5 separate regions of the Mus musculus genome follow, and all the other regions are linked to region 1. The links are chromatin loops, found by intact Hi-C in ENCODE. Cell type or tissue: gastrocnemius. All regions are shown on one strand. Region 1 overlaps Gm36134 (a long non-coding RNA gene). Region 2 holds the start of Foxo6 (forkhead box O6). Region 3 overlaps Gm36574 (a long non-coding RNA gene). Region 4 overlaps Gm36574 (a long non-coding RNA gene). Region 5 overlaps Gm36574 (a long non-coding RNA gene).

What was found. A loop is a pair of places that touch in the nucleus more often than their neighbours do. Peaks named below come from ENCODE experiments on the same cell type or tissue, not always from the same donor. Only the 100,000 strongest peaks of a DNase experiment are listed, where the experiment ranks them.
Region 2: it touches region 1 in a loop (3-fold over the local background); 15 of 42 quality-filtered maps call a loop at or near these places.
Region 3: a loop joins it to region 1, with 5 times the contacts of the local background. A loop is called at or near these places in 25 of 42 quality-filtered maps.
Region 4: a loop joins it to region 1, with 8 times the contacts of the local background. A loop is called at or near these places in 28 of 42 quality-filtered maps.
Region 5: a loop joins it to region 1, with 5 times the contacts of the local background. A loop is called at or near these places in 29 of 42 quality-filtered maps.

What each region holds. Positions count from the first base shown.
Region 1 is chr4:120,223,428-120,228,427 of GRCm38, forward strand. The region is part of intron 1 of Gm36134 (a long non-coding RNA gene); the gene reads right to left. Among named protein-coding and RNA genes, the nearest start is that of Gm36013, 35 kb to the left of the region's middle. In gastrocnemius, a CTCF peak has its summit at 2,211 (motif pointing right); DNase peaks (open chromatin) are centred at 599, 1,894, 2,203, 3,451 and 2 more places; H3K27ac peaks cover 1,855 bases.
Region 2 is chr4:120,285,314-120,290,313 of GRCm38, forward strand. Foxo6 (forkhead box O6) reads right to left here and starts at 1,948. Exons shown (of 2, transcript NM_194060.1): 1 at 1,526-1,948. The coding sequence starts at 1,939. In gastrocnemius, a CTCF peak has its summit at 2,606 (motif pointing left); DNase peaks (open chromatin) are centred at 1,528, 2,609 and 4,462; H3K4me3 peaks cover 4,792 bases; H3K27ac peaks cover 4,093 bases.
Region 3 is chr4:120,378,879-120,383,878 of GRCm38, forward strand. The region is part of intron 3 of Gm36574 (a long non-coding RNA gene); the gene reads right to left. Among named protein-coding and RNA genes, the nearest start is that of Gm36574, 16 kb to the right of the region's middle. In gastrocnemius, a CTCF peak has its summit at 2,331 (motif pointing left); a DNase peak (open chromatin) is centred at 2,355; H3K4me3 peaks cover 455 bases; H3K27ac peaks cover 746 bases.
Region 4 is chr4:120,320,652-120,325,651 of GRCm38, forward strand. Gm36574 (a long non-coding RNA gene) reads right to left here. Exons shown (of 9, transcript XR_868086.1): 7 at 2,003-5,000. Among named protein-coding and RNA genes, the nearest start is that of Gm36499, 10 kb to the left of the region's middle. In gastrocnemius, a CTCF peak has its summit at 2,780 (motif pointing left); a DNase peak (open chromatin) is centred at 2,756.
Region 5 is chr4:120,366,681-120,371,680 of GRCm38, forward strand. The region is part of intron 3 of Gm36574 (a long non-coding RNA gene); the gene reads right to left. Among named protein-coding and RNA genes, the nearest start is that of Gm36574, 28 kb to the right of the region's middle. In gastrocnemius, a CTCF peak has its summit at 2,182 (motif pointing left); DNase peaks (open chromatin) are centred at 2,170 and 2,730; H3K4me3 peaks cover 1,268 bases; H3K27ac peaks cover 2,361 bases.

The DNA of each region.
Region 1 (5,000 bases):
ACAGGAGGAGAGAAGGCCTTCACCTTCAGAGGAGTGTACCCATTGGCCACCATAGGGACTGACCCAACCTGGATCTGCCATGTGGGGGCCGTCTAGCCCCACTGGACCTGTAAGGAAGCTGGGACTCCAGGGAGCCTGGATAAGCTATGCAGTCAGACAGGGTGTGCCTAGGAATGTTCATGATGTCTTTCTTCACAGACTCAGTAGGCAAGGTACCAGCTGGGGGTTAGAGACCTCAGTTCTCTAAAAGACAGATGGGATCCACTTGACTTTCTGTTCTGCAGTGGGGAGGGACCTAGAAGAGAGATGCCAGGCTGTGGGCAGGGGCCACAATACTGGAAGGGGGAAGTGTGTGTTTTAAGGTCACTATTAAGAGGGGTATCGTGCCTGGGGTTTATCTGGTATTCCCCAGGGAGCCTGGGTAGAGGTAGATAGGACGGAACCCAGCATGCCCCCAGTCTCCTAGAGACACCAAGTGCCCAGGCCTGAAGGCGAGACCCAGGGCTTGTGACTTAGGGTTTGGGTGGGGCTTGGGTGGAGCAGTGTGCAGCCACTGCCTGCCAGGCCTTTCCTGAGCCTTCCCTGTCAGCTGTTGAGCTGGGTGCTAGCCAGGCACCCTGGGGGAAGTTGGGTGTGTATGCTTATGTGTGTGTGCGTCACTCTGAGTGAGCGACATGGAACACCCAGTGTGTAGCAGCCCTGCCGGTGCCAGTCCAAGGCTGAACTCCCTGGCCTCTCTGGCAATTCTTCTCTCCCACCTTAGAGACCATATCCCACACCAGGTCCACCACATGCTACCTCCCGTTCACCTTGCACCCACCCTGCACCTCCAGCCCATGCCCTGGCCAAACTCTGAATTCATTACCCCTCAACTAACAGCCCCCTGAGGCTAGAATACCACCACCATCACTCAGGACCACTGCTGAGTCCTCATTATCAGTCTCACTAGCTGGGATATCCCCTGCCTCTACCAGAAACATCACAAACACACAAATACATATATGCAGATACACACATACACACACACACACCAGTTCACATATATATGTACACACAAATGCACGTGCCACTAAATACATGAAATAACACACATACACATACCATATGCTGCACACATAGACACACATATGAGTACACACATAAAACACATGCCTTACCAAGGGTTGGTCGAGGAGAACTTTCCAGAATCCCATGCTGGCCAGACTGAACCACTTCTTGCCCTTTGTAAGCTGGCCTCAAAGCTATAGAGCCTTGGCCTCCTCACTTCACTGAGACCAAAGGAACAGAACCGTTTAAAATGGTAGCATCAGGCCTGGGTCTAAATGACCCTCATGGGTCATTTAGTTACTGTGTAGCTGTGGCTGAGTTACATACCTCTCTGGGCGCTTCCTCTGTAAGTGGCTAGCGGCCCTCAGGAACCTGAGGGGCAGCACAGAGCCTACACCATTCGCTACTTGCTCGGCCTGACAACTTCTGCATCCTGTTCAAACAACATTTAAATGCCACAAGCCTCTGATAACCTACTGCTGGTTCTTATGAGCGCCAGTGATACCCTGGGCACCCATTCTACATTCTTTCTCTGTTCCGGTGCTCTTCGGTGACCATCTTGTTAATAGGAAGGATGCTAATTATGTTTGATTAATGAATGGATGAAGCAGGAGCCCCTGCAGAAGAGTAGCATGTGGTCACATGAGGTACAGATACACACACACACACACACACACACACACACACACACACACACATCTCTGGGAGGGAGGGTATGTAGGCCCCAGATTCCCAGGTATGAGGCTGCAGGGGGCAACCTCTAGGCCTGACCCTGGCCACCTGGGTGGCAGAGTTGCCAGTTGCCAGCTGGCAGCCGGCAGCCCAGCAGAGTCTGAGCCTGGCAGTGCTGCCAAACGCCTACTCACACCAGCCGCTCATTTCCTGGGCCTACCCACAAAGCTAGTGGGCAAGCTGGGTCCAAGGCGGCCCTGAGGTGCCTTGCCAGAAAGAGAAGCCTCGGGGAGGATAACCTGAGGAGAGGGGAGAGGAAGGAATAAACAGAGAGCCTCTACCTCTTATCCCCCCAGGCACAGCCAAAGGTCTGTCTAACCTCTGATGTCTCTTCTGTGCCATTGAGGATCAGGAATGGGTAAGAGGTTAAGTGTCCCTCTGCATTGGGGAACTGAAGTCACCCCCAAGGAAGCATGTGAGAACAGGTGTGGCCACAAGAGGGCGACCAAGCTTCACCCCACAAGGAGCAGAGCTACAAGGCTTGCCCCTGGTACTGGACCTGGGCACAAAGGAGACAAGGCCAGAGTTGGAGCTTGAGGTTGGGCACAATCTACTCATGCTTGTCCCCAGCCAAAGCCATTACCCACACTGTCTCTTTTCAGAAGGTGACAACACGGTGGCTTCAGCAACAGAAGCATCTGAACCAAGGAGCTATTCCTCTTAGGAACTTTACAAGTGAAGAGAGTAACTCAGAGAGGTCAAGGGGTTTGCCCTGGTCACACAGCAAACAGGAATTCAGTGGGTTAGGCCTCCATTCTGGCATTAGTGAGGAAAGCAGGTCTGGGGCCTTACCAGCACTCACAAGCTCGGAGAAGGAACAACGACAACAACATTAACAGCAACACCGTGATTACAGCTCTTTCAGGCCCTTCTCTGGGTAGTTTAGGGTAGGAATAATCATGAGAAGTAGCCACAGGCCCTTTGTGTATCTCCCATGCCTGTCCTCCACAGACATCTCCTCACCCCCGCATCATACCTCAGCCCCAGCCTGGCCTCACCCCAGAGCAGTGCTTCTCAGCCTTCCTAATGCTGCAACCCTTTAATATCCTCATGCTGTGGTGACCCTCCAGCCATAAAATTATATTTGTTCCTACTTCATAACTGTAACTTTGTTACTGTATGAGTTACAATGTAAATGTCTAAGTTTTCAACTCCCCCACCAAAGGGGTTTCGATCCTTACTTAGGTCAAGCACTGCTGTCCCAGAAGTCTCCACTCCACCTGCAGTCCCTCAGCCTCTGCACTCTGCCTAGCTGTACCTTCTCAACGCCCATCCCCCTCGCCCTCAGACCACTGACTTCCATTCTGCCCTCTGGAAACTGGCCTTCAATGTTGACACATGCCAAGCAGGGTACTTCCTTCCTGTCCAGTCAGGAGGTCGAGAAGCCTCTATATAGCCAGAGTCTTTGGGACCCACCCTGGCTCCCCAAAGTTTCCCACCCACTTCAAAGATCCAAGCATGAGACAAACAAAACAGCCCACTTCTGTGGAACCCATGCGACTCCCAGCCCTGAGATCCATGCTTCCCTCTCCACTCCCTCTCTTTGTCTCCTCACTCCGTCAGTAAATGTGTCCCCCTCTGTAGATAACCCAAAAATCCTCCCTCAGCTACTCCAGCTCCGGCCAGCTCCAGCCAGCTCCAGCCTGCTCCAGCCAGCTCCAGCCAGCTCCAGCCAGCACCAACCAGCTCCAGCCAGCTCCAGCCAGCTCCAGCCAGCTCCAGCCAGCTCCATCCTCTACCCTCTCAGACTCTTTTCCACCTGCCTTTTGTGCCTGAATATTCTACCTTAAATTTGCTGTGACAAAATTAGGCCTCCCTGTTCTGCACAAACTTATTCCAAAGTGCCCGAGATACACCTAGTTCAAACTCAGGGTTCAGTGACTCTGAGGTCCGAGAGCTCCTTCTCACCCTTTCCGGGTCTCTAAGGTGGGAGCGTTGGGAAGTCTTCTTGCACATTACCAGAGAGGTGCTGATTGTCACCCCAAGTGTTCTGTATGCAAACACTTCCAGGAGCTGAAGGCACAGGCATCTGGTAGATGCCTGCAGGCCAGCTTTGGTAAATTAGTGCCACCCAGGCACACTGGCAAGCAATGATAGCTCCTCCTCCCAAGGCTAAAGAAGACCTCAGCTAGGAGTGAGGACAGTCTTGGCTCTCCCTGGCCCATGGGGGAGGGGACAGGATCCCTTAGCCACCTCTGCAGTGTTATTCAAGCAGCTCCCAACCCATCTCTGCTCTGACTGCCTCCCTCTGGTGTGACGTCACTGTGCCTTACTCAAACAGGTAAATCCAGGCCTCTGTGTGGGCTGTCCTTGACATCTTGTCATCCTTTGGCATAGAGCCCAGGGTGGGCATGAGCCACCACAGGAGGGAGTAGAGGACCAACACAGGCCGTGTGGGCCATCTCTGTAAGTCCTTCATGCTCCATGTCAACCATACAGCCCCCATCTTTTTGTCTTTGTGTGTGTGTGTGTGTGTGTGTGTGTGTGTGTGTGTGTGTGTGTTGGGTGGGGTGGGGAGGTGAGACTGGATGTCCTGTCTGCCACTGTACCTTTAACAAATCCCTACCTCTCACCTGCTTGGCCGATTCCGAGATCTTGGATCGTCACTTCTGCCCACACATGTGCCCCACAGGGCTTTGGCCCCCTCCCTGCTCAGGGAAGGCCCACTCCTGCCCATGGCCCTGGCTGCTTCCTCGGTGCTCCAGAGTTGACAGAGAACAGTGCAGGCAGCAAGTTCAGCTCTGTTATTTCTCCACCTCAGTTTCCCTACCCTTACTGTAAGGATGAGGTGGTTTGGGGCCCAGGCAGTTAACACCACACCTCACAGCAAATACAGGCATAAAACAGGGCTTTGTCAAGTTTGGATCATTCAGAAGGTGTATTCTATCAGCCCTATTTATTGCAGTGAGTAAATTGAAACCCAGGTACCCAGTAACTAAGGCCAAAGAAGTCTCAGGTCGCAGAGCTAGGGAGCAGAATGGAAAGACACAGGGACTGGGGATATGGCTCAGACTGTCTCTGCAGACCCCAAAGGGATCCAGATAGAAGTGGGATATGTCAGGTTGTAGCTCTAGGGCATGAAAGGAAGAAGGGAAGGGAAGGGAAGGGAAGGAAGAAAAGAAAAGAGAGAAGGTGAGAAAGAAGAAAGGAGCAGAGCTGCAGATGGGGGGAGGGCAGGGCAGAGGTGAGGACAGGCACGGGGCAGGCCCGTGATGCTGGGG
Region 2 (5,000 bases), 62 kb after region 1:
GCTTCTTGGGCCAGACTCTCTGTAAGGTGCCATGGGGACAGAAGAGTCCTAACACTGACACCGTCGTTCAAAAGTAAAGGAGGGAGGGAGGGAGCAGGAGGTAGGGCACACATGATTGACTCATGATGCATGCCTTAGGGCCAGGAAAAAAAAAGGTGGGTAGGTGGGAGTCCTGAGCTAGCTAACAAGTGTTAGGGAAGGCTTCTTGGAGGAGGCACTGGGACCCTGTGCCCTGAGGAGAGTGACTACATCTCTGGGAAGGAGTGGAAGGAAGGTGGACACAGCAGACAAGAAGCAGAGCAAGCCCAAGAGCAGGGCACACTTGAGAGAAAGTTGTATTCTGGTGGGAACTGAGATGTAGGGGACTGGAAAATGGAGGGGATGAGACTCAGGTCTACTTCTGTGTCTTGTGTTCCTGCCCCATAATGGTCAAGGAGAGCCAAAGAAGATGCCAGTGTACAGGAATCCCAAGAGCCGGGGGCTCCCAGATCAGGACTCCCAAGTGCATCTAGATCTGGCCATGGCTGCTGCCCCTCTCCTCAGATCTTGCTGCCAATCAACACCCCAAACAGCCTCATCTCTGGTCACAGACATGTCTTCCTCACAGTGACTACCTCTCCCACAAGAGGTCCCCTCATGCCTTTTCACCCCCAAGTGCATAGGCTAGCCCCATTTCCCAACAAGATGGACAGAGGAGGAGCTGGATCTAGAAGCTACAATCCAGTAAAGCCCCCATCCAAGTCTTCTCCCAAGATGGCTCTCCCCTTTCCACTGCCTGCCACTGAGGTCTCTCTAGGGGTGCCCCACTCCTTAAGTGCATCTGAGCCCAGAAAGCCAGGGAAGTGAGAGATAAGTTGCCCGAGTGGGTAGAAATAGACCCCCCCCCCAGACCTCAACACCATTCCCACAAGTCCCAGCAGGGAGCCTAAAGCACCTCCCCCACCCCATGCTGTACCAGGGAAGGGGCTGACAACTGCCCCATGAAGAACTCATCTCCGGTGGTCTGCCATGCTTTTCACCCCGACTAGGCTCCAGGATGAACTCTCAACACTATAGAAAGAATTGCATGGGGTTGGGGGGGGGGGAGGCTTGATCTGTTAGCACTCTTCACCATGGGGCCAGTGTCAGGAAGGCCAGGGAAGATTTGAGAGGGAAAGCAGACAGGAGCCCCGGGTCATGACTCCAGCTCTTTAAAGCAAGTACCCTGGTGGAGAGGGTAAAACAAGTCACACAAAACAAAGGGGGCTCCCTACTGTCCGTGGTCTGGAAATGAGTTATGCTATTATACGCTCAATGACAGGCCAGGGATAATCCTCTGGGATGCCTCAAAAAGGTATCCCCTGTCACCCTACCAGACCTCCAATCCCGCGCATCCTTCCTAGGGGACATGAATGAATACAGCTGCTGCCAGCATGCCCCCGCCTGTCAACTGACCTGCCCCACGCCCTGGGCGCGCACTCCATGACCCCTAGGGGTGTTCCAGAGCCCCCCTCCCTGTAGCCTGCCCGGAGCCCGGATGCCCCACCTTCCAGCCGGCCGAGCTGTTGCTGTCGCCTTTATCCTTGAAGTAGGGCACGTAGCGGACCATCCAGTCGTAGATCTGCGAGAGCGTGAGTCTCTTGTCCGGGGCGCTCTCGATGGCTTTGGTGATGAGGTCGGCGTAGGAAAGGTTCCCCCACGCGTTCCGTCGGGAGCTCTTCGCTTTCCGCAAGGGTCCGACCTCTGCGCCCAGCGGAGGCGCTGGGGCCATCGCTGGGGCCGTCGCCCTGCGTTCCGGCCCGCAGTCCTCGGAACCCTCGGCTACTCCTGCACCCAGCGCCCCGTCCTCGTCGCCGGCCAAGTCCGGCTGCGGCAGAGGCCAGGTACACGAGCGCGGCCGGCTCTGCGGCGCGAAGTCCGGGTCCACGTCCACCTGATGCGCTCGCAGCTTCGCAGCCATGGTCCCGCCCGGCTCGGGCGAGGCAGGGAGGGAGGCTCCGCGGAGGGTGGGCGCGCGGCTCTGGGATCTGCGCGCCCCGGGGAGGCCCGCGGGAGGGGTCCCTGGCGGCGCCGGCTCAACCGCGGGGCGCCATGGGCCGGGGAGCGGAGGCAGGAGGCTGGACAAACTGGCGAGCACGGAGGGAGGCAAAGACCCAGGCAGTGAGGGGGCGGCGGCCCGGGAGCCCAGCGGGCACACACCTCGCCCAGCCCAGCTTCTAGCACCTGCCGCCTGTCTGTGCCCGCAGCCACCACCGCCACCGCCGCTGCCGCCGCTCCGCGGGCGCCGGTCCCGCGCGCGGGCCCCGCTCTCCCGGGACGAGGCTGGCTTGCACCATGCCGGAGCCCGAGCCCGTGCCAGAGCCCGCGCCGCCGCCGCCCCGTGAATGCCGCCGCCGCTCCGGCTCCAGCGCCAGCTCCCGCGCCTGCCGCGCTCAGCGCCGGCTGCACCTCGGGATGGGCGGGGGACGGGGACGGGGCGGACCCGGAGCAAAAGGAGGCGGGGCGTGCTCGCCCAGGGCCGCGGAATCCTTGCTTACTGGGTGCCCCGCCTGCTGACTGTGGGGGGCGTGGAGCTCCCGCTAAGGGCGACCCCGCCGAAGCCCCGCACGCCACAGCGCCCCCTAGGGAGCAGGCGAGAAACGTCTGGCGCGGCCCCGCCCCCTGCCGGGCTCGGGGAGGGCAACGTAGGGGCGGATCCCGAGTGCTTCCATTGGTGCACAGCGGGGCTGCCCCGCCCACAACCTTCAAAGGATTCCTCCCAGGAGCGCGTCAGCAGGTTATTGTTACAACCCGGGGTTTCCCGGGGCAACAGAAATGGGGCGGGGCTCGGAACACTGGTCCCTCCCCGCTTCTACCATCCCCAGAAATGCCCCGCCCTCCTCTTCTGGACCCTTGACGTTTCCAAGTCTTCCTTCCAACAGCCAGACTAAGGGTTGATCTAACTCTCGTCTCTTTGTGCCATGGACCAGTCTAGGGAAAAGAAATGGTTTGATAATTCCTGGATTGTAGGCCAGGCGTTATACCACAACCCTACCTGTTCTCTGTGCAAATGGGGCTTCCTGGGCTTTTACTGTGCTTGCAAGCACAATTTTAGAGCATTGGTTCTCAAAGTTCAGTGTGTGGTAGGTTTTATCCTACAGAGGATTAAAACAGATGCCTGAACCCCGACCGTCGAGTGTCTGGCGGCAGGTCTGTGCTGGGGCCGAGACTTCACATTTCTAGCAAGCTGACAGGCACTAGGGACCTCACTTTAGGTACCACTGTCTTCCAGGCTGTGGAAGGTTCCCAAAGGGGCTGTTGAAACAAGTGCTCACCCCCAAAGTTAAGAACGGTTGGGGAGGAACTCACTCGTTTAATGGGTATATATTGAACATTTTCATTGTTCCTGTCTTCTTTCAGGGCTCTATGGTAAGAGCAGCAAATGGAGACAAATGAGGTCCCTACTGTATAGACTAGTAGAGGACTCAGATGTTAATCCCATCGTCACGTGACCTCAAAGGGAGCAGCTCCTAAGAGGTTATGCAGTCCATTACCTCATCCCAAAGGGTCCGGGAGGCTAAGTCTCCAGTCACCACTCCATCTGCCAGCCTATGCTCAGGCTATGCCGTATGCCTACAAACATTCCCAGCTGTGAGGCCTCCACCAAAACTCAGCTTAAACATCAGTCTAACCCTGGCACTTCTTCTAACTCAAACCCCCTCACATGCCTGACTATTCCCTGCTTGCCCAGATGCTTGCTGCCCTGCCAGCAAACCTTCATGTCCCTTTGGCACAGTCTCCTGTTTTGCTGATCAGGAAACTGAGGTCCAGAGTGGGGGAAGCAACCTACCAAAATTAACATGTCCAACACTAGAGTTTCCAAGTCTTAACCTCCTCCTGGCCAGTACCTGCTTCCTAAAGGGACTAGGGAGGTGGAGTTCTCTGGGCAGTAGAAGAGCTGTATTCTCACTAAGGGAAACAGCCTCCTCTTTAAAAACTTCCTTTCCTCAGATTGAAGCCCAGGGAGAGGATAGAAGTAAGTGAAAGCAGGTAGGGCTTTGATTGACAGGCTGGAGCTCTCCCAGGGGATGGGGGATGGAGCAAGCCCATTTTGCAGATGATTAACATCAGCCTGAGTCACGTCCCAAAGGCAGGGGTGGGTATGGGAACTATGTGCTACCCCCTTACATATACACATGCTCCAGGTGGTTCTGTTTAGAACCATCCAGGGCTGAAATCACTGCTGGCCCCTTCCCACAGTTCATAGATGCCCTTCTTGCCTGGGGAGTCAACACTGGCTCTACTTCTTGAGTTCCTTGGAGGCTAGCTTCTTGCCATCCTTGAGATCAGGCCTGGCTCTTAGTGTGACATGAGAGCTTGCTGGGGACCACACCATGGCTGGATGAAACTTAGCTGGGGGTTCTGGCACAGGCTGTCACTGCAGGGTTGGGAAGCCAGGTTGGCAGAAATGCCCAGAGGCTGACTCAGGATCTGCTCTGCCCCTGCCTGCCTAGTGGCCACAGCTGCTGTCTGTCCTGTCCTCTGGGGCCTATGTCTGGCACGGTCAGCTCCCTAACACACTCACTAGGGCACACTGACTTTCTTGTTCACTCACAGGCTTGTTCACTCCCTGCTTACACACACTCATCAGGAGGCAATCTGACCGTGATCCAAAGGAGTATGGCAAGTCATTTCGCTGCTCGGAGCCCCTGTTTTCTACCCTGCCGTCATGTATCACCATGATGCTGCCTTCCCAGGACGCCTGAAGTATGAAATAAGACTCTGAACAATAGTACCAGGCTCAGAATCAGTCCAGAAACGATTCTTGTTGCTCATGTGTATTTTCCCCGGCTCACATAGTCTCCACGGCTCATATGATGAGCACACACCTCCACTCACATTCACTGGCTCGCTTACCCAATGCCCTATATTCAAAGTCTAGTTACATAATCCTTATCTTCCTCTGGTTTTCTTAACCATTGGCTCCTCCCTCCCCTCCCCCATGCAAGCTCTCCAGCTCAGTGTCCTTTCACTGCGACCCA
Region 3 (5,000 bases), 160 kb after region 1:
TATATGAAAACAACTTCAAAATAAAGCCAAGAATAGGGATTGTGAGATGGCTCGGTGGCAGTGTGTTGGGGGCTCGCTGCCAAGCCTGATGACCTGACTTCGATCCCCAAGCTCACATAGTGGAAGGAGAGAATCAATTCCTACAAACTATTCTCTAACCTCCACAAGTACAATGTAGCACACACATACACACACGCACGCACTAAATCTAAAAAGTCAGTAATAGCAGTCATTCATAGCAATAATATTAGATTATAAATTAAAGATGTGTAAACAGCAAGCATAAACCATTAGAAAACACTGACAGTGATAAATAGGACATATATGTATACCACTTAGATAACCTCGGGAGACAGAATAAATCCAATTGAATATGGTAAACGGCAGAATTAAGTATTTGGAGGCAAGAATTGAAGATTTCACTTAGGATGCAAGAGTCAAATTATAGGACACAGGAAATAAATAATGTTCTGGGGAAAGTTGGTTTGTACATAGTGTCAGTGAACAGCCTACATTCCCCTGAGTGACCTAAGCAGTCATTTAGGACAGCATCTCTGACCACAAAGCCGTGCTCAGTTTATAAAGGGGAAAGCAGGTAGCCCCAGAAAAGCTGCTGGAACAGCAGAAGGCATCAGCTCTTGGCTAAATGCTTTGGTTTCCTTTGAACTGGTGGGATAGTTAGGTTCCATCTGGCACTGGGTCCTTTTAATGGTTTGAATGAAAATGGCCCCCAAAGGCTCATAGGGATTGACATTATTTGAAAGGATTAGGAGATGTGGCATTGTTGGAGTGGGTGTGGCATTGTCAGAGAGTGTCACTGAGGGTGGGCTTTCAGGTTTCAAGTGCTCAAGCCAGGCCCAGTGGTCACGCTGTCCACCTGCTGGCTGCTGATCCAACTATAGAACTCTCAGCTACTTTTCCAGCACCATGAATGCCTGCACGTTGCCATGTTTCCTGCCATGATGATAATGGACTATATCTCTGAACCTGTAAGCCAGCCCCAGTTAAATGTTTTCCTCTATAAGAGTTGCTGTGGTCATGGTGTCTAGTCACAGCTCCATAAAAACCTTAAGACAGTTCATAGCCTTGTCTTGTCAGGATAAGAGTCAGTTGTATCCAGCAATAACTTGCTCATGGCCTAATCTTTTGTTAGTCTTTCCTTCCTGTCTCATGGGACTTTTTAGCTGTGTTTCTTGGGTCCATCCCTTCAGTAAACTGCTTGCATGCAAATCCTTGTTTCAGAGTTTGCTTTTGGAAACTGGAATGGAGATAAATAGAAAAGAACCATAGCTTAACCAAGATGCAACTTCCTTCCAGAGTGGTCCAGCCTTATGTAGTGTAGGACTAAGACAACTGCATAAAGTCTTCCAGTGCTGCCCCTACTCCAGCCAACTCACACATCTTTCAAATAGAAAGAAACAGGCCAAGGGCCAACACACTCATTTGCATTAAAGATGTTTCTCCAAGGCTCCTGGTTGCATTCAGTCTAGAACTACTGAGAGTGTGGCTTTATTCTAAGAGGCCATGCACCTAATTAAAGGATAGATTTTATTTGCTAAGGAAAGTGAGGTTAGGTACTGGGAAGCAAGTAGCATTGTATGGCCCTAGCAGCTCAGGGATGCAGGTTGGAAAGTGCTATAGAGGGGTTCCGGAACGGAGGGATTGCCAGAGAAGCAAAATTAAAGCGGCAAAGACTAAGACTTTTGCAGGATTAAAGGGGGATTTGAAATGCATACTCAAGGATGAATGAGAAAAAGAAAAGTAAGTCTACACTTTGCCTGGTGAAGCCGTTCAAGGCCACACTTCCTCATTCTTCATGTGGATGCCCTGTGCTGAGCCACTCAGACTCTTGAGCAGTGACCGCTGACTTCTCAACTCTGAGCTCCATGATGTCCTACGAAAGCTTGAAATCAGCCACCACGGAGAGAGACTGCACATTATCCTCAAACACTACAGAGCTCCCCACTGCTGAGAGCACGAGGCTGTGTTGCAAGAGTGAGTCACTGGCTGGAAGGCATGAACTCTCTGGGATGAGTGTGGGATTTGGAAGCAGTGGCCTTGGTTGGAGCCAACTCTCAACTATATCCCGTTGGGAAATGATTTAACTTCTTCCACTCAGTGTGATACAAAGCTAGGTCTGAGAGGGTGGCTGTGAATACTTCGTCTGCCAAAAGTGTGCCTCCCCCTTCCCAGAAGCAGAATGGCCTGACTCACGGTCCCCAGAGACCCTCCCTTCTTAGAAGCAAAAGAGTGAAACCTCTGGCTACAGATTTCGCCAGGTTCCTGGTCTCTCCTCTTCCTGAAAGGTCTCTACCGCCACCTATTGTTCATCATTTGTTTCTGCAGGCCAGCCTTTCTGGGGAGAATTGCTTGCTCCTGAAATGGCCTTAAGAAGAGCACTCAGCTAGATGGAGCCAAAGACACATTAGCTGTCCTAACAGTCACTGTCTGGCCTGTCAACAAAGCCTGCTCCCTGTTGCCCTCCAGCTCCCGCTGTGTGCCAGCCTTGCTGTGCATCCTGAGAGCAGAGGGCAGAAGGCAGGGACCCGTGTCTTCAGCATTCATGCCCCTTCTGGTGCAACCATTCTAATTCAGTCCTTAAGATGCAATGTGCCCTTATTCCTTATCTGGAAAATGGAAGCTGAAACCAGGAAGTAACATTCATTTAAGGTTACTAAAGCTACTAGGTGAGCAATTGAAGTAAGATTTGGTTTTAGAACCTCTTTCTACAAGTCCAAGTATCTAAAAAAATTATTATTATCATTATTATTATTATTATTGTGTCTGTGGCATGTGTGTGCACATGTGCTTATGTACAGCACACAATATGGAGGCCAAAGGACAACTTGCAGATATCAGTTCTCCGCTATCTTGTGGGCTCTGGGAATTGAACTCGGATTGCCAGGCTCATTGGTAAGTGCCTTTACCCTTTTACCCCGTGAGCCATCTCTCTGGCCCAAGTCCAAGACTGCTCTTTTCCCCACAATTGCATCTATCACAAACTAGGCATTGAGATGCGCAGTGGGTCTATGTATTAGGCTCTTTTAAAATAAGGAAGCAAAGAGGTCACTAAGCAGGGTCAGGAGACCCACACCCAGGGTCACATTGTCTCATTAGAACTGGCGAGTAATCTTAGTGACCCTCAGTGGTATTCAACGTCACCAGGAAAAAAGGACCGGGTCAGATGGTCTCAAAGGTTACCATAAACATGTGGTTGTGACCTCCAAAGATACTGGCAGGATAAACCAGTCTTTGTTATTTCATAGATGTGCCACCATGGGCAAGTTATTCATCTTGGCATACATTTTCCTCTCTTCAAAAATAAGAACGTGAAAGTCTTCATCTGAAAGAACCTCTGCAAACTGTTTAGTTCCTAATAGATGGTAATTTGTGTTCATTTAAAAAAAATACATTGGGCCTGCATGCTACTTAATTCCTTTTGTTAAGCCACCGAGACTGACCACGTGAAAGCCTGGCTCACTACAGGCAGGGCTGTGTTAATTCCTGCAAGGTAAATCTGCACCACTATTGCACACAGAGCTGCAGACAAAGCAGCTGTTGAAGTCATCTGTTTGACATGCACATTCCTCATAAGATCACCAGGATTTACAATGTCAATAAAATTTGACATTCTTAAGACAAAGCGATCCCCAAAGAGCATTGTTCTACCCTAAGTTTCATCGTTTATGATACCTTTGCTATGTGGAAACTTAAATCCTAAACTGGGCTATTACTGTGAGGTCCAGTTTGTGAAGCTGGGACTACACTAGCCAGTACTCACAAAGACCCTTATTGTGTGCCAGGTCCTAAGTAGGTTTCCATATAACTAAGTTAACAAATGCAGTGTGAATTAGCAAAGGGACAAGATACTGGCTCCTCCTGGATCACAAATGACAGGTATCAGGCTAGGGAGATAATTTAATAGACAAAGTACCTATCTTGAAACCATAATGACCTAAGCTCTATCCCCAGAACCAAGATAAACAAGAGCCCGTGTGATGGCATGTGTTTGTAATACCCGATCTAGGGAGCTGGAGATAGGTGGATGGAGCTCTGGAGCTGCCACCAGCTAGCCTAGCCCACTTGGCAAGCTCAGGCCACTGGGAGTCCCTGTCTCAAAGCACTACGACCACAGATAATACAAGATGAAAAATGAAAAACAACAGCCGTGAGTCCATCTTCATGACTGCCCAACATTGCCTTTACATACTTGGAGATTTGGGCTCTACTCTAAAATTTTCTTTGCTTGGTAGGTGACATGATGATAGTGTTCTTCTGACCCATACCTCCATGGTCATGACATCTGAGATTGCATGGTGAACTCATACTTCAGACATCTTGACACTCCCCACCCCATTCCTTAGCAGGTCCTTTCTCCCAGACCATCTTCTGGCAGTGTTTTGTCTACTTTGCTAGGTTTACTTAGATACAAATGTGATGTCATTAGTATCTGCTTTTCACCTCTACTTGATAACTGTCCTCTAAACACAGACAGGGCTTTCTTCTTCTTGTTGCCTCCAAAACAAAGCACAAAAACCTGCTCAATAAATGTGTACAGAATTAACCCATCAAATGTACCAGAAATCACAGGCTTTACACAAATCTAGGCTTGCCAGATGAGGGAAGAAGAGCTAGCCACTAGGAGACCTTGTTGCTGCTTGTGTCTCAGGTTAAGCTGCTGTGTAACTGTAGAGAAATTGTATCCCCTCTCTGGGCCTGAGACAGTTGAGCCATATCATTTCTTATATTTTGGTTGTGAGTCTAGCCTTTAATGGCTGAACTCTCTCTCCAGCCTGGACCAGATCATTTCTAAGGTGTGCCTCAAGCTCCTCTCGAGGCATGGTCTTGAGGGACCCCTGCCTCAGGCACTTGGGCAGGCAGAGATGGAGCCACTGGAGGAAGCAGCTGGGAGCAGTGGCTGAAACTGGCCATCACCCAAGGGCAGAATGGCAAGATATAAGGCTGAGATGATGGGACTCCACTACTGGGAAGTGTAGTAT
Region 4 (5,000 bases), 97 kb after region 1:
ACACTCTAGAGATGGAAGCTGGAGGATCAGGAGGAGTTCAAGGCCAGCCTCAGAGCTCAAGGCCAAGTTGAGATATATGTCTCAAAAACGTTCTCTACCCTTCAAAAATGGAAATTAAGTTTATAATGTGAAACCCACCACCTGGGTCCTTTCACTGCTAAATTGTATCAAATGCTTAAGGACCAAACAGTAGCCATCTTCTCCAAATGCAGGAACTACAGAGGAAGGACTCTCACCCACTCTGTTTCTGAGGCCGGCACAAACCTGCTGCTGCTCATATTTGCACAGTGAACTGTCCCTGAAGGTTGTGAGTTAAAGCAGACTTCTCTTCCTGTCTGTCACTAGGCTGGGGTCAGGGATTTGGACAGTGGAGAAGGCCCATCGGAGTTCTACAGCCTCAGCTGGTGTGCCTCAAATTGTGGGGTATGTGACAGTCAAAGGTTCTGACTCTGTATCCTCTCCCTTCTCCGTAGGCCTCCTCTGAGCACCATGGTGATCTCTGGGTAGTTAGATCTCCATCACAGTTGAGTCTAAATCCCTAGAGGCCTGGAAGAAGCTACAAAGTTTCTTGTAACTAGCTTTGCTTGCTGTTGGCCAAGCAAACCAGTAAGGGAAGACAATTAGCCACCACTTCTCAGCAGGAAAGTTGAGCATACTTCCCGTGAAAACGCTGATGACATCACTAAGAAAGAAGGCTACCAGTCAAAATCACTCATGAAAAAAAAAAGTGTGATGCTATTTAATAAAACAGTTATCAAATCAAGTCTCTACCGATTCATAAAAAGCTGATAGCACATTGTTACTGTGTCAGTCAGTTGTTCCTTATTGTGACAAAAACAAAAAAGGAAAACAAGAGGAGAGAGGCAGGTTTGGGCTTAGAGTTCCAGAGGGCTCCGATGGTCCACCAGTTGTAGGCTATGGGCCTTTGGTCAGGCAGTGTGTAGCAAAGAAGACTTCTTATCTAACAGCATCCAGCAAACAGAGCCAGAGAGGAAGAGACTGGGGGCAAACACAATCCCAAGGGTGTACCTTTGAAGAATCCAATCCCTTCAACTAAATCTCACTTCCTAAACATCTGTGGTGGTGAGTTTTACATCACCTTGACACAAACTGGAGTCATTTGGGAAGAGGGACCATCTACTGAGAAAATGCCACCACCAGATTGGCCTGTACTGGATTTTTTTGATGGATGATTGATGTGGGAGGACCCAGCTCTCCCTGGGCAGTGTCACCCCTGACCTGGTGGTCCTCTAAGAAAGCAGGCTGAGCAAACCACAGGGACCAAGCAGCACCACTCCATGGCCTCTGCATCACTTCTTGCCTCCAGGTTCCTGCCTTGAGCGCCCTACCTGACTTCTCTCAGCGATGCAGTATGACCTGAGAACTCTAATCTGAAATAAACCCTTTCCTCCCCAAGTTGCTTTTGGTCATGGTATTGTCATAGCTTCATCCCCACATTTCTAAGGATGCAACTTGCTCCAATACTGATAACCTTACCATAGATGAAGAAACTGAAGCTCAGAGAGACTCGGTAGCTTAGCCCCTGCTGCACAGCAAAGTAGCTGGAAGAGCTGGCGCTCAGATTTTCCCCTCAATTTATGATCCACCAACAAGGGCATCAATTTCAGAGATTAACAGCTGCAAATGATGGCATCAAACTGGCTGCCCCAGCAGCCCTCCGAAGTGCATCTCCAATTCAGGTTTATCTTCATTAAGCAAGTAATTCATTACGGGCGGTAAGCATTCACATCAGAGTGAGAATATTAAAAAAGTAATTATATTTTTCACAGTGCAGCTTTCTGGGTAAATTGTATGCAAATTGCTGTCTAAATCAGGCTGGCAGATCCCAAGCAAGTCTCTGTACTCTTTGGGGAGATACTCTGGAGGCTGGCCTAGTCACCCCCAGTTCACCGCTGTGAGTGTCCAGCCCAGTGCCTCTCACTCAGTCAGGGAAGGCTCAGAGCTGTTGTGTCACAACTCTAGCAAGCTACAGTTTTCTCACCTTGAAGTGGGCTCCTCCTTGGGATGGACAGTCTCTGGCATGAGGCCTGCCTCACGTGGGTATGGTAGACAGGTCACTTTGGAAAATGGAAAACCTGTCCAGGAAGAACTGCAAGATGTAACAGTAAAGTGTTGGCACCTACAGGCTGGGTGGGGGTGGGGCAGTGACCGGAGTGGAGCACACTCACCTTACCATTGACCTCAAGTTTACCACTTCTCCTCGATGGACTCTGCTTGATACCCAGCAGCACTAAGTCAGCTGTCGAGCACACACAGCCTCATGGGGGGAAAAAGCCCAGATGAGGATGGAAGCAACTCAGAATCACACATTGGATAAGGAGCCAGGACCCAAAACCCATGTGCTACTGATACCCATGGTCAAATGGGTGGCCCTTCAAGACCTGCGGGGTCTTGAACTTGAACTTGAACCTGAGAACTGCGTCTATCTGGAGCAATCTGCTTGATCCTGGGCTTGGATCTGCACAGGTTATTTTCCATCTGATCTTCATTTTCTCCATGTGTCAGAGGAGGCCACTTGACAGTTGAGTCTCTCTGGACCCCTTCTATGGGACTTTCTTACTAGGTAGGATGTCAACTTCATCATTTGTGTTCTTCCAGAAAAGGAAAAATCTGAAAAGAAACCTGGAACTTCTCAAGAACCTAGCAGTAGAAGCATCTGGGCCTGGACTAGGGGGTCTTGGTGCCAGATGGAAGCATACTTGGCCCACCCATGGGACACCAGCTGAAGGTAATGGTTTAGGAAGATGCACAGCGCCCCCTTGTGATAGGGGAACCTGTTACAGAGTCCCAGCGATCGATTTAAAAGGGACCACGCAATTCAACGCAAATGTACCACATTGGGACAAGGAGTTATGCTTAGGACCATGGCCATACCTGCCACGAAAGTCATTAACAACCTAACTCTAAAGCCCATGTCAGACCATCTATACCCATGGTCATACAAACTGAGCCAGGTTTGTCCAGACATGGTTACATTAGTTATAGTTAATCACAACAGAGCCCTGGGTGGTAACTGCCCAGAGGAGTACGCCACAGTCATATTTGTCCTTGGTTGCATCTAGACACGGACTCTGCTTGGGAAACAGATGCCTCTCTTTGTGCCAGCTCTTGTTATACATCCCTCAACTGTGCAGACTCTCATGTCCTCACTGTTGAGAGAACTGGAAGCCTGACCACCCCAACCAAGATAAGGGGTGCCCAGCCACTTACATTCGCACCAGCTTCTGTGTGTGGCCAGCTACTCATCACAGTTGCATCATACCCCTGAGATTTTTTCTAATTCTCCCATTTTGTTCTGGTTCCTTATTGGAACATACAACCTTTAGAGAAGCTCAGGCAGGCCTACCCTCACCTGCCTTGATACCACTGAGACATAGCCCAGGCCAAGAACTACTGCAAGTCTGGCCAATCTGCCTTCTGTATCCTTTGCTGAGGCTGGGGCTACAAGGGTTTAGGACTAAGAATATACTGTGGTGATTTCTTCAGGCTGTGAAAAATCCCCTCCAGGCTTTCAGAGCCTCTTCTGGCTGGCCCTCCCTTAACTCAGCTTTCAAGAGGAATCTCAAGGCTCCAGAAGCCTTTTATCACTGTAACTACCAGTGCCAGCCCCTGGGCACAGCCATAGCAGTGCCTTGATGCAGGAGTTCAGAGTCCAGAGATGTAATACTAACATGGACCCATCTATTCTCTGTGGACCGTGATTTCCCCTTCTATGCAGTGCGGTGAGTGGAGTGGAATAGGGATCACTTCGGATAGAGCTTCAGAGACTCTCCAGATACATATTTATTTATTTTTTTAAAAATGTGTATGTCTTTGTGCCTTTGTGAATTTATGTGCACCACCTACATGCAGGTGGCTGCAGAAACCAGAAAGCATTGGATCCTCTGGAACTGAAGCTATAGCTATAGGCAGTTGTGAACCACCTGACTTTGGGTGCTAGGAGCTGAACCCAGGTCCTGTAAAGAGTAGTAAGTGCTCTTAATACCTAAGCTTTCTCTCCATTCCCCGAGCCACTTATTTATTAGACCTAAACCCCATATAACTTTCATTAAGGATGGAGGCAGCAGGCCAGACCCCTCTCTCTGAATATCTTTTCTGGTACTCTTCCTCTACCAAGAGCTGCAGAGACAAGCCCCACTGGCAAAACGAGGGTGGACACAATCAGAGATGGCTCTGGGTACACGGTGTGTCTGGCATCCCTGTCTGGGTCTGGAGCTTCCGTCCGCACAAACCTTTGCTAAGTCAAATCTAATTCCCTCCTTTCCTGACATGTAGCCTTGGGCTTGAAGCTTTGCGTCACTGAGCCTCACTGTCTTCGGCTGCAAAATGGAGATAACAGCCTGGTTACAGGTGGTCATGGGGATACTTAAGATACAGTCTGAGAAAGGACTGACCCAGCTCCTGGCCTGAGGATGTGTGGGTGGGTGCCAACAGGTATCTCTGCTTCCTCCCCCATCAAGCCTGCAGTTACTCAGCTAGCCCAGGAGTCCTGCCCTCTATAGCCTACAGGCCTGCAAGGAAGAGCTTAATCTGAAAGGAAGAGGACAGAATGGGGAGAGCAAGGAGAGGAGGGGATGTGCGTGCAGAATCAAGGCGAAGAGCTTAGGCTAATGGAAGCAGATTTCTTCTCTTTCCTGCCACGTCCAGGGCACCCCAGGACTCTGAGCGGGCAACTATGTAGTGACGGAGAGAGAAGGGGAGAACAACCTACTCACCATGGATAGTTCGGGTCCTAGCTTCTGATATAACTGGTCAGGGAACCAGAAAGAAGAAAGTTCTCTACAGAAATGCCAGCATCCTCTCTTGGGACAGAATGCTTATGGCCTCTCAGAGTTCCTCATGCTTTGGCAGGGCACCCTTTGCTCTGCTAAGTAAAGCCTGCCTCCCTGGACATTCTGTGTTGGTTTCAGCTTTGTCCTCTAGACTGTGTGACTGCATCTGCTAGACAGCCCCAGGACATGCTGACCAGCTAGGTGCTC
Region 5 (5,000 bases), 140 kb after region 1:
GACAATATTTCATGTAGCCCAGGCTGGCTTCAAACTTGCTACACAGCCAAAGATGACCTTGAGCTTTTGATTCTTCAACTCCCAGCTCCAAAGTGCTAGGATTATAGATATGCATCACCAGGCCTAGCTGGGGATTGAACCCAAGTCTTATCGAATGATAAGCAAGCACGCCACCAATTGAGCTACATACCCAGTCCACAAAATGTTCTTTTTAGTAAACTTGAGAAAAAAAATCTCAAATTACTGATTCTCTGGTTTCACTGCATGTCACTCCCCATTTCTCAGTAAGAAGGTCTGGGAACCTCTGGTTACTGATGCAGCTCACCCATGGCTCTCCACCTGTGCATCGTCACCCCCACAGAGGTCACTATCAGATAGTCTACATATCAGATATCTGCACCACTAGTCACAACACTAGCAAAATTACAGTTATGACGTAACAACTACATAATTTTATGGTTGTGGGTCACCACAACATGAACTGAATTAAAGAGTTGCAATGGAAGGAAGGTTGGGAACCACTGACCTAATCTTTAACCCCTCACTGCTACAAGATGAAGAAATGAATGCAAGACAAACCTAACTTGTCAAAGAAGTAGCTTTCTCTATGGACTGCCTAGACTTTGGGATCAAAGATTTGCTTCAAAGCCAACCAAGGTACTATGTGATCACACGTAAGCAAGTCCCTGGGTTTGTGTGAGCCTCAGTTTCCCCACTTGACTGTTACCTAATCTGAGAATGGAATCAGACATAAATTTGATTATAATTTAGAATCTGTGAAGAGTGAGTTGCCACAATCAGTTAGCTATCTTGGCCCACGCCCTGTTATGCCTCCCTGGCTCTTGTGTTCTACAGGGACAAGAGTGGTCTATGGAACACTCACAGTTGCACAATGTGGTCCTCTGAGACTCATCTTCAGAGAGCACAGAAGTTCATCTGTGGTTGACAGCAAGCTATGAGTTACTCTACAGAGAGGACAGTAGAGTAGCTAGCACATGGCTGACTGAAGAGAAGCGGCTACTCTTTCCTTTCCCCTCACATCTTTTTCCTCTAGCACTGTTCTCTGAATTTCTTCAGTGGCAACTGTTTCCTTCCTTAGGGTTTGATTTTGGAAGAATCCCAAGGTCAGAGGGTCAGAGGGTTAGCAATGGAACCAAAGAGGGACACCTGCAGGGACACAGAGGGGAGGGCTTCTTTCCTGTTGGCCCATGCAAGCCTTACATGGCTTCCTCTGCAGAGGTAGGTTTGCATCTCCCTAAATAGGTGGTCATTGTGGAAGTTCAGAGAGGAGGACTCTGGCTTCTGCGGCAGCCTGTCATCTGTGCCAAGCCAGATGTCATAAACAGGATGACACAGCACCTATTCCACACCCCCATCCCTCTTAAGTGAGTGAAGCAGAGCCCTGCCTGCCTTCTGCTGCTTGCTGATGGACATAGGGGAGTTTCAAGGACAACTCAGAAGGTTCAAACTAGACAGTGACCTTGGCAGTATCTAGCCCAACTCCCTCCTTCCGCACTCTCCCTTATCTATAAGGAGAAGAAAGCCAGAGGGAGCAAGCACCACCCAAAGTCTCCTGACCCTCACCCCGTGTCCTAAAACTGCCCTGAGACACAGCTCTGCCTAAGAGGAGCTAACAACTCCTCTCCTAGGATTTCCTGAGAATAGCTACAGCTGTGAAGGAAAGAGAGTAAGCCTAAGAAGAGATGTAGGGTGGAGGGAAGGCTGCCAGCTAAGAGAAATGGACAAATCAAGGGATGCTACCCCACACTTTGAGCTCAAGGCCCTCCCTGCTATGGAGCCCTTCCTCAGCAGAGGCCAGCTAGACAGCCACTGTGTCTTTGGCTCCCCAGGTGACCAGGCAAGCACATCTGTCTTCAGCATCTTCATCTATGAGCGAGAATAAGTACTGTCTCATATCTATCCCAAGACATTCACCTTGCCTGTAAGGGCTATAGCCCACAGCAGAACCTGATAGCCATAGTGACAGAGGTGCTCTGTGCCACCAACTCCCTCAGGGCCCAGGGCAGGTGCAGAAAGGGTCTCTAGCTTAGGGTTTTTGCCTCAGTCTCCCATTAGATCCACTCTCTGGATCATCTTTGCCCCTCCATTTCCCCCAAATCTTCTAGCCTCCTTTAGCAGTTGCTCATGGGAGACTGAGCCTAGGAAGGTGCGCCACCTAGGGGCCCTTGGCTTCCACTGTAGCATGAAGGTACAAGGAAGGAAGTAGCAGGCAGGGTTGGCTCCATCTGACTTCTGGGCAGTTAAGAAAATTCAAAACGGGGAAAGTGGAAAATCAGACAGCAACAACACGACATAATCCAGACCAGATCTCAGGCCTTCTGATCTAGCAAGCTCTTCTTTTTGTCTCCGTGTTCCAAGGACATCTGGGTAGAGGGACATTCACCCATTAAAGTAAGAGTAAACGATACTCTTTGGTGGCACAGAAGTCCTTTTAAATCACTGGGAAATGTTCTCTGCTTGTTTCCATGAAGATTTGGAGTGGACTGGAGTAAGCTGTGGGTGGGAAAGGCCTGATGGAAACCGCAGGGGACAAACCAGGGCCTGGCTTCATCAAGGACTTGGCTGTGTGACTCCAGTTGCTGACCAGGAGAAAGTTCCAGAAAAGTAGCAAAGTGGGATCAACTTCCTTCTGTGTTCTGAATAAAATTTGAAAGCAAGCATGTGACTCACTTTCAAGCAACCACTGGGGCCATCTGCCCCTCCCCCACCAGTCTAGGACAAGAGCCAAAGTTCTTGCCTCCCTCCCTCCCCTTCCCTCCTCTCCCCTCCCTGACCTTTATCTTTCCCACCCCCATCCTCCCTTCCCACCCACTGTCCCTCATCTATACCCCCAACTGCTACCGGCCACCTCACCACTCTTCTGGACCCTAGGGGTAGTTTTTGCTTTGGCCTCTGCCTGCAGTACCTTCTGTGCAACCCTCCCTCCGATTGCCTTCAGGGTTTTAATTAAATGTCACCTTCTGGAGAGAGGTCTTCCCTACCTGAAGCTCAGCACCTGCCCGGCTTTCTCAGCCTTAGCATTGTTCTGAATGTACTTTTGTCTCCGTCCTGCCTGCATTCAGTCTGCCCGTTGCTGAGTTCTGAGCACAGAGTAACTCTCATTAAGTGTGTGGATGACTATTCAAGTAGTCATTCTAAAAAGAAAGTAAAAACAGAACGCTGACCTACCCCACAGACTGCCCTTGGAAACTCAGAAAACAGTTAACATGCAAATGCTTCATTTGAGAAACCCCTGCCTTTGAGCATTCACTGGTCCCTTGGGCACTAGGAGACAAGGGAAGGCATGGCAGTGCCCCTCACCCCTGTAGATAATGAAGTGGAAGCATCGCCCGCAGGCTCAAGGGCTGGAGGGGGGCCCACAGCTGGTCCGGGTATTGCTAAGAGCCCAGTCTGTAGGCTCAGCCGCTGCAGAGCCATCTCCTTCCCACGCTGCAGCTTCTGTGGAGTGGGGGACCTGGAAGCACTTACGCCAAAGCACTCTGCTGAAGTATTGTTCTTCGCATAAGCACAGCACTTAAGTGGCCACCCAGTCGGCTTTCAGAGGGCCATCTCAGGGGACAGACAGAGCCTTTCCTAACATGCGTGAAAGCTTATTAGGCACCAACTCTATGGCAGGCTAAGAGACCAGTCCGGGGCTGAGGAGACCAGCTGCTCAAAGCACCAGGGCTGGCTTCCCAGAGCAGAATCTGTCCTCCTGGGGGAGCTGAGGGCAGTGGGTGGACTTGGAGAGAAGTGGGGAGGTGTGGGCAGGGCAGCACTTGGGCCAGGTATAGAGAGTCTAGGACTGAATCCCAGCTTCTCAGGCAAGTGAACTCTATCTCCACTGGCCAATTTTGAGGGGCTAATTTTACCCTTCTCACGCACTGTCCTCTATGGACTAGTCTCTGATGCAGCTCCCAGCAAACTATGTTAGCATGTGTGCCCCAGGGGAGTTTTGCTTCCAGGGGACATTTGGCAATGTCTGGAGACAGCTTTGGTTGCCACCTCTGGAGGATGTGACTATCCAGAGATAGCAAATGCCAGAGATGCTAAACATCTCTTATGCTGCACAGCATCCCTCAAGGATTACCTCGCCTGAAATGTCAGTTGTGACAAAGTAGAAAAGCCCACCAGACCAAGTCCTAGAGAAGCAGGATATGTGCACATGCTGGAGTCTCCTTTACACACACACAGCGCCCAGGGTGTTGCCTGGAATTATATCCTTGAGTGCTTACTGATGGATGTGGACCAAAGCAGAAAGCCTCAGGGTCCACCTTGCTCTGGGCCTGTGATTTAAAACCCTCTGGTTTTATCCATCAGAGCGCACAGAACCTTCTCATTGACAGGCTGACAGATCTGGGGTTGGAGGTCAGAAGTGTCCTCAGGAAAGGAGGACTCAGGTCCTGCTTGTATGTGTTTCCATTTCTCCCTGAAGTTTCCAGCCCCTGCTATGCCTTTATACACCCCCTCTCAGATGTCTTGGAATTGGCCTGACATAACTGTGAGCTTAGTTCTCCACACACACCCTCTTTGAAGAGCCTTAGTGAGTCACTTTATTCTCCCTTCTCATCTGTAAACTGGCGCCATGATACCTGACCTGCCCCAAAAGCTTGTGAGCCCACACTGAGGGCTGGACTGGCATGGACAAGACTCTATCCTAAGCAGGACAAGTTGGGTACTTCAGGTTGGAGAGTTCTGATTGCAAGGGCCTGGCTAGACGGAGCAGCTTATGGGGCAACTCTGATTACCACGACCTGGTCAGGCCAGAACCACTAAAGATACCCCAGACACAGGGCCCAACCAAGTCAGCAGCAGGTAACCCTGATCTAAGACCCAGGCAGATGCTCAAGGTCTCTGAGTGGGGCAGCACTTGGCATATTCACTCACTCTTCTTCCTGTTGTGAACACTTGTGGCACATGTCATATTCACTGTTGTCCCCAGCAGAGCCCGACCAGATCTGCATCCTGTCCTAATGTCCTCACAGTCTTACTTGACACTT